3 separate regions of the Homo sapiens genome follow, and all the other regions are linked to region 1. The links are chromatin contacts, found by Hi-C in ENCODE. All regions are on one chromosome and are shown on one strand. The core of a region is the stretch at or near the end of the contact, and the rest is flanking DNA. Distances in the headings are between cores, read along the strand shown. Region 1 holds the start of HPGD (15-hydroxyprostaglandin dehydrogenase). Region 2 holds the start of SPCS3-AS1 (SPCS3 antisense RNA 1). Region 3 has its middle 8.0 kb from the start of HAND2.

Region 1 (2,500 bases), core at 1-2,500:
TTTCCCAGTAAAGAAGGTAAAGAAGATATAAAAATGATTCATTCTGCTGTTAGTGTCAGTCTTTTGCTCAACTCCCATTTCCCCCAAGTATTTAGATTTTTTTTTTCTTTAAGAAAATAAATGCCAGCTGGGCATAGTGGCTCATGCCTGTAATCTTAGCACTCTTTGGGAGTCCAAGGTGGGAGGGTCGCTTGAGCCCTGGAGATTGAGGTTGCAGCGAGCTGGGATTATGCCACTGCATTCTAGCCAAACAGACAGAGCGAGATCTTGTCTCAAGATTAAAAAAAAAAAAAAAAAAAAAAAGCCAACCACTTACGTTTACAGAATTAAAATTGCAGCCTGCCGCTGACAACCTGAGAAAAAGAGACAAAGTCAGTGGAATAGCCCTTGTTATTTATGCAAGTCCGCATACAGCTAGCCCTGGAGTTCCTGGAGAGCAAGGAACCTCTGTCCCAAACTTGACTCAGAGCTTCCAAAGTTGGTGTATTTCAACAAGTAAGCATTCCATTGAGCCAACAATTTGGTAGGCTACCAGCGGCTCTGGAGCGCCTGTTGATGATGACAGTTTTTGTGGGGGCATCTCAATATGACACACAATTGACACTGACCAGAAACACAGCGCCAAGGACACTCTAGTCCTAGCCATGAAATGTTATGATTCCAGGTTTTCAGGACAGAGCAGAGTCCACTTCTCATCTCCAGTATCCGTAAAAATTTGTCCAAAATGTAACTAAGAAAACACAATGATATTAGTTACTTCTGCTCCCCGTCACCCTCAACCCCACTGATTACGAGATGGGAACTCACACAAAACTTTGAGACAAAAGAGCAACAAGTTTGCTTTATTGTTTGCTTGTTTTGTTCCGGAGTCGGGGCCGGGAGGGAGTGCAGGAGGAGGGATCCAAGCTTCCAAGCCTCTGCTCCGCTCTCCTTCTATCCAGTTGGTCTTTAGGGCACTGAAGGAAACTCTTCTTCAGAAATAACCTTTTAACTTTTCTTCTGTCAGCTGCCTGCCAATCACGGAGCCAGAGGCTGAGGGGAGGCTTTGAGCCGGTCTGCGAGTCCGGAAGGCAAAGATCGCGAAGCTTGGCGCTCCAGAACGCTCAGGGGGCAGGTGACACAGTCGTGGGTTCCCCGGCGGGCGCTGGCTTGACAGTTTCCTCCCCGCCCACTGGCAGGGGAGCGCCCCGCCGGGCTGCACGCGCGCGCGCGCAGGGGGGCATAAAAGCCGCGGCCGCGCGGAGACGCGGAGCTCGCCCACCGCCCGCCCCAGCAGTGGCTGCACCATGCACGTGAACGGCAAAGTGGCGCTGGTGACCGGCGCGGCTCAGGGCATAGGCAGAGCCTTTGCAGAGGCGCTGCTGCTTAAGGGCGCCAAGGTAAGCCCGGCGCCCAGCCGCGGAAATTTCTCTGCCCACACACTCCGAGACTCGCCCCGCCGCCCGAGGTGCACTGGCGGAGACAGGGAGGCCGCGCCCGGCGTGCCCACTTTGCCACTTCCAAAATTTGCTGAAGCTGAGGCTGTGAGCACACCTCAGAAGTGGCTGGGAGGGAACCCAAACCTAATTGCCAAATTTCAGGTCCAGGAGGGGAGCCTCTTGTGTGTTTATTGTTTGTCCGTCTATTTCGTGAGCTGCGCAGGCCCGCGATTCCTCTCCTCTTGTCTATAGGTAGCGCTGGTGGATTGGAATCTTGAAGCAGGTGTACAGTGTAAAGCTGCCCTGGATGAGCAGTTTGAACCTCAGAAGACTCTGTTCATCCAGTGCGATGTGGCTGACCAGCAACAACTGAGAGGTAAGACAGGGGAATCAATCTGTCAACTGGGAACGTGCTCTCAACAAGCAACAACCTGAAGGCAGCCCGGCCAGGGGGCCCTGGGTGCCGCCTCCGCTGCCTCCTCGAGAGCAGCTACCTTGAAGCTCCAAAAGACAGTTTGGACTGATACGTTTCCTTCTGACAGCCCAATAGCTGTAAAACCGAAAGAAAGGCAAGACTGCTGGAGAAATCCTTTTATTGTAGTCATTTGGCAGCATTAATGTAATCAAAATTCCTTTATGTATTCAAAGACAGTGCTGCTGCAGTAATTATTAAATGATTGAAATTGCAGACAAAACTTGGAAAATTAAAGTAGGTTAAGTAAGGTACTGTTGACAAACAACTTCTCCCAGAAAGCTGGAGTCCAATGACAATCAAATGTGGCAGTGTTTTTCGTTTAAACATATCAGAATACAAGTTCAAGGAGCATCATCACAGAAGTGCTAGATGCTTTTGACCATATGTTTTCTCCGGCTTTTTCCCCAATGAGACAGTACTTTAAAATAATAATAATAGTAATCATAATAAAGTATACAATGTTAGAATTGTAGTAGAAACATCTCTATCAGCCTTTCCTCAATGCTTTCCTGTTTCCGGCTACTCACTTAAAATAGACCAATCTACTTGTGAAGTATCAGGGACAATATTGGCATACACAATAAACAGCTTTGATTATAAAGCTGTT
Region 2 (2,733 bases), core at 85-2,584, 1.8 Mb before region 1:
GGTGATACGAATACTAACAGATGGCATATTAAAGGGTGATACAGTAATCACCCCCTTATCCGAGGTTTCACTTTCCGGTTTCAATTATCCGCGGTCAATCTGGTGTGAAAATAGGTGAGTCCAGTAAAATAAGTTATTTTGAGAGAAGGGGAAAGAGATCATATTCACATAACTTTTATTATAGTATATTGTTACAGTTCTATTATGTTATTGTTAATCTCTTATTGTGCTTAACTTGTAAGTTTTATCATAGGTAGGTATGTATGTACGGTATAGGAAAAAACCAAGTATATATAGGGTTTGGTGCTATCCGTGGTTTCAGCCATCCACTGGGGGTCTTGGAACGTATACCTACCCCATTAAGGGGATACTACTGTAACCAGCTGCTATTTACTGTTTACTACGGCTCAGACCCACTGACAATATTTTTCACATTTCAAATAATTCTCACAACCTAAAAATTAGGTATTACTTCCATCTTAAACAAAAAGAAATTAAGGCCCAGAATGGTAAGAAAACTTGCTCAAGACAACAACAGCTAACATCTGTTCAGTGTTTAATATGCACCAAGCTCTTCTAACCCTCACAGGGCTGACAATGGCAGTGCTGATGTCCACCCCAGGTCTATTCGAACAATATCTAACAAACATCAGTACAGTAATTTAAAAAAAAAAAAAAAAGGTGGGGGGAGAAGGCTCGCTATTTGATAACTGGCTTCTTGGCGATTCTGACAAAGAAATAAACTAAGGTTAAAGAACTTGTGTAAGACGGAAATAGAGTAGAAGGGTATGAGAACAAGAGATGGAAAAATACGACGATTAAAGACAAAAGTGCCAGAGAATAAAATCAAGGACAAAATAGGCAATAGCGAAATGGCACTGTCATTTCGAACTGCATTTTTTGGCGTTTTCGCAGACTTCTTCAAGTGGTTGGCAAAAGAAAAAGAAATAAAGAAACCCAACAAAACAAAAATCTCGCTGTATCAGAAGGCTAAGATGCTTAATTCTCTCAGTGCCCAACATCTCTGGCCAACTTCAAAGCAGCTCCAACTGTTTACTGCCTTCTGAAGGTGCAAAGGCAACAACTGTAAAGGGAATGTCAAACAGGGCAAACTCGGGTGATGAATGACACAAAGACAACCCCGTCCTGTGGCCTCCAGAGCCGCCAGGAAACCCCACGGAAGCCCGACCCAGAGCGCGGCGGCAGCGCCTGGAGGGCCTCGCATGCGGACCACGAGCGGCACCGGACGCGCGGGAGGCGCCAGCCCAGGCGGGCGGCGGCGCCGGCTCTGCTGTTGTGTTGCTCCCTCATTGGCCAGGCGTGGGTGGAGGGAAGTGAGGAACAGGAAGCAAGCGGAGGCACCGACCTGAGGAACGCTCAAAATTAAAATTTAAGAGCAAGCCCGGGAATTTACGGTGGAGGGGTGCAAGTTCCGAGGGGACGCCGGAAAAGCCTGCGACGTCCACCCCTGACGACCGCCCTCGGGGGCGAACTGCCGCTCAGGAGGGCGATCCGGACGCCCTGCCCGCGGCCCCGGCACGGCAGCCCCGGCGCGGCGGCCCGGCTTCGGCTTCCGCCCCAGCCCGGTCCCGGCGTCCTGCACCGCCGGCCCGGCCTCACTCACAGCATGATCCGCGAGACGTGCAGCCGCACCGGGACGCTCCTGTCTTTGAAGGCGGTGGTGATGAAGCAGCCGAAGGTGAGCGCCGCCATCACGCTCAGCGAGAAGGCGAACAGTGAGTTCGCCCGCGACAGCACCGTGTTCATCGCGATCGTCTCCCACGAGTCCGGACTCCACACGCACACCCAGGCTCCCGTTCCGGCGGCGGACCGGCTCCCTGCGATCCGCGCCGTCTGCGGTGCGCGCGTTCCGGGAGCGCGCGCCGCCGCAGCCCCGCCTCCTTTCCGGTCCTCCGACGCGAGCGCGCGCGCGCCCGCTTCCCGAAACACACCCACAGCGCGCACGGGGCGGCGCGGAAAGGGAGAGACTCAGCCGCGGGCCCGCCCCTCCGTCGCGGCCTAACGCCGCCACCAATCAGCGACGAGTGAGGGAGGGGCGGGGTTTGTTGTGGAAGACCCACCCCCTCCTCTTCTAAATTGCTTCTCCGACCTTTGGGTTCAGAGAATTGGGAACCGGTCGTTCGCTGTCCTTTTTCGGTTCTTTGGTCAGAGGTCTGGGACTGCGACTTCTTGATTACTTATGTACCATTTATTTTCACTTGAAACCGGCAGCAAGTTAAGGTGGTTTAGAATCTGTCCTGACGGGTGGCGTTTGGAAGCAGCACTTTACAAAACGCCTGGTCCTCTCCCTTCTTTGTCAAACCTGGTCAAAGTTAGGACTTGAGCTTTTTTTGGAGGATCTGAGGAGCAGTGGGGAGTGGGGAATTAGCCGCCCAAGTCCTTAAAGCTGTCACGTGCATCAGTATTTCCACCTCCAACGTCAGTCCAATTCCTATTAATGCTTTGCTTTGTATGGATAGCTAAAGATGTTTTAGAAGATAAGGGTTGAGGCTACCGATCCTAAGTATTTGCATTTTAACATGGTGATTTCTGATAAATAAAAGGATAACCTTTCTGGGTTCTTAGGAGCAAAGAAGATAATGGCTGCGGAATTGCTCTACAGCATAATGTATAAGAATTTCGTTGGGTCATTAATAAATAATGCAATTATTTTATCACATTTTCAATATCCTGAAGGGCATTAGGGTTCAAACCGAGCCAATCCTGACTCTG
Region 3 (2,733 bases), core at 80-2,579, 1.0 Mb after region 1:
AACAAGAGAGGTAAGCGCACCTGGAATTCGCAGGAAGGGGTGAGGAAGGTGAGAGCTCAAATGCAAAGCGGCAGGGAGTACGAGACCCGGGAGTTCCTTCCCAGACTACAGATTTGCAGAGAGAACCCGGGCCAGTTGCAAGGGCCTGAGGTGTGTGCAGGGGACATAAGCAGGGCAAAGGGTGCCAGGAAAACTGGGACTGAACATACACTGCGGGCCTGCAAAGCGCAAGAAACCGCTCAGTTAGCCCTGAAGCTTTAATCAAATATTGCGCGGGCGGCACGCGATTTTGTTTTCCACAGCCGCCTTGAGTTCTCCCTGCCTGTGAGTCCCACCCAGGCTCCTAGATTTGGAAAAGGAGCTGGCTAGTGGGTGCCAAGCAGAGATGGTCTTGAGGGAGGCTTGTGGCATGGGCGCCGTAGAGGGCCGAATCTGGACCCTGGTGACCCAAGGGTACCCATTCCTTCCATTGGGCCCAGCTCCTGAGAGTCCAGATCTCCACGTGAGGAGGGGGCGCTAAGGAGTCTCCCGGACGCGCGCGACTCCTGGCCTGTCAGAGCCTGCGGATCGCTTGGAGAGAAAAACCCAGGAGTCATTCTCAGACTGGGGCCCAGGACCCTGGTTGGAGGCTCCAACAGCCCCCTCCCTGAGGAAGCTCCGCGGTGCAATGAATTGCTGTTGGGATTAAGTCTACCGGGAATGGGGGTTGGGGGAGACGGACTACGTGTTTTTTAAATGTTTAGAAAGAAGGGGGAGGGGAGAACTCCGGGAGAGGAAACCAATCCCACGTTTCCGGGGGCCGGACAGTTCTCATCGCGCCGCCTTACCACCCAGCCGCTGCGCAACGCGTGCTTCCCGCACAGCAACTGCGCAGCTCCAATCAGCCTGGAACCGCTAAACGGCTTCGGTCTGAGGGCTAATGGAGGTTAAAGAGCACCGAGTATCCGACTTACGTGCACCGAACTTACAGATCTCTCGCCCTGTTCTCCCTGCTCTACCCTACCGAAGCCAGTTCCCATCGCGAAGTGCACCCTCACCTCTTCCCCCAAGCGACCCCCCTCACACGCATTCCCTTCAAATTCTCCCGGCATTTGGGCCGCTTTGATGATCAGATGGTAGAGCCCTGATTACAAATTTATTCCCGGCCGCTCTGTCCGTCTTTATCTCCGCTATTAGGGACATCTGGGAGTGATTAGTGCCGCACCCGCGCCCGGCCGCGCTCGCCTATCTTGCCGCGGCGGGGCCGGAGCCTCGCTGACGTCAGGGCAGACGGCTCGGAGCCATCCCAGCCGAGTTGGGTGTAATCGGCGGCCGCGCGGCCAAGTCCTCCCTGGGCCAGGCCGGCAGCTGGAACGCGCCGCCTGCCTGCGTATAGGGACTTCATAAATATGTATTTTTAGCCCAGAAGACTGTGTTTTCCTTGTTTGGGGTGAGGAGGGGCCAGTTAACATCTCTACTGCCCCCTCCCCACTCTAAATTTTCCAACTCGCTACGGCTGGAGCATTCCGCCTGGAAAGCCTTCCACATGCGGTCGCTTCTTTGCTCTATCCCTGCGCCAGGGCGAAGCTTCCCTGAGGCAACAACTGCGGCCCAGGCGGTGCCGGTGCAAGCCCCGGATGGGGTTGGGGTGGCTCTTAGGGGTAAGGCTCTTATGCCACCTCTTAGGGTTGCCCTCATCTCACTGGCACCCGCTCCGCCCTACAGCCCTCGGGCCAAAATTGTGGGAGTTTCTGTTTAGCCGGACAGCCTGGCAGAAGCTGATTACAGAATGCGATGTCTTTTAGCAGCTGCCTTTGCACCTGTTATTAAACCCTAAAGTACATAGCGAGCTGAGGCCCTGGACCCTCTTTTGCCCCTCCCTTCCCCCAGCCCTCCAGGGAGTTGTCCCTGGCGCAAACACTGACACCTCGCAAGGACGAGGACGGCTGGCGGCAGCTTTGTCCCCTACTACGTCCCAGTGTTCAGAGTAGAGGCTGCATATATTTGCATAATTCCTGGACGGGCTGACTGATGCCCCAGACCTCTGACCCTAGCGTTCTGCGGGATAGCCTGGTCTCTTCTGAAGTAAGGGGTGCTGGGATTAATCCAACACCTGGACTTTCCACTCCCCGGACAACTTGATACAATGACAAATTCAGCCCCGTTTTCACCCTACCTTCACCAGAAATTCTGATTCAGCAGGTCAGGGGCTCGACGCGGAGCCTGCAGTTTTCAAAATCTCCCCCAGAGGATGCCGAACCACTGTGCCAAAGGAGGCCACACCCACCCAGCGTGCCTCCCACCCTGGACACCTTCTCCATGACCCGCGTGAAGTCCAGGATGGTGAGAATGGGGGATGGGTGAAGAGAGGCCTACATTATTTAAAGTCTTTACAGGGAGAGAATTAGCCATATTATTGGATCAACCCTACACCTCTGACTCATTGGGCAGCACAAGGATTCAAAGCAAATCCAGAAGATGCTGTTTATTCCTGCACGGGCTACAAAGGGCAAGCAGAGTCTTCAGTCAGAAGCTAGAGTGAATGTAACTAGAGGAAAAGGAAAACTGCTCATGATGTGAGTGGAGCAACAAGAAGATCTATTTGGGGGACACAAATAGTATCACAAATAAACAGGGAATCCAATTGAGGAAAATTCCCTAAAGTCCACGTTACCTCAGTTCTTTGAGGAAACCCTATACACCAACTCCAAAGTGTCTTCATGTAATCTAGAATCAGAAAGAAACATTTCCTCT

What was found. A loop is a pair of places that touch in the nucleus more often than their neighbours do. Pooled maps may share reads with other maps.
Region 2: a pooled map shows a loop between it and region 1 (9-fold over the local background). The contact joins the promoter of SPCS3-AS1 here to the promoter of HPGD in region 1. A Hi-C loop is called at or near these places in 1 of 168 maps with a recorded cell type or tissue (CD8-positive, alpha-beta T cell) and 9 of 50 pooled maps.
Region 3: a pooled map shows a loop between it and region 1 (3-fold over the local background). The contact joins the enhancer-like site here to the promoter of HPGD in region 1. A Hi-C loop is called at or near these places in 3 of 50 pooled maps.

Annotation. Positions count from the first base shown.
Region 1 is chr4:174,521,238-174,523,737 of GRCh38, reverse strand. It overlaps HPGD (15-hydroxyprostaglandin dehydrogenase), which reads left to right and starts at 1,250. Exons shown (of 7, transcript NM_000860.6): 1 at 1,250-1,379; 2 at 1,671-1,794. The coding sequence starts at 1,287. It overlaps LOC105377548 (a long non-coding RNA gene), which reads right to left and starts at 1,125. Exons shown (of 7, transcript XR_007058492.1): 1 at 609-1,125; 2 at 317-353.
Region 2 is chr4:176,319,111-176,321,843 of GRCh38, reverse strand. It overlaps SPCS3-AS1 (SPCS3 antisense RNA 1), which reads left to right and starts at 1,334. Exons shown (of 4, transcript NR_186171.1): 1 at 1,334-1,699. It overlaps SPCS3 (signal peptidase complex subunit 3), which reads right to left and starts at 1,878. Exons shown (of 5, transcript NM_021928.4): 1 at 1,625-1,878. The coding sequence starts at 1,767. RefSeq lists silencers at 1,165-1,244, 1,275-1,344, 1,465-1,584 and an enhancer at 1,567-2,067.
Region 3 is chr4:173,520,852-173,523,584 of GRCh38, reverse strand. No RefSeq gene overlaps it. Among named protein-coding and RNA genes, the nearest start is that of HAND2, 8.0 kb to the left of the region's middle. Within about 2 kb of position 1,329, at least 19 of the 41 ENCODE cell types and tissues checked have a DNase peak (open chromatin) inside an H3K27ac peak, as active enhancers do.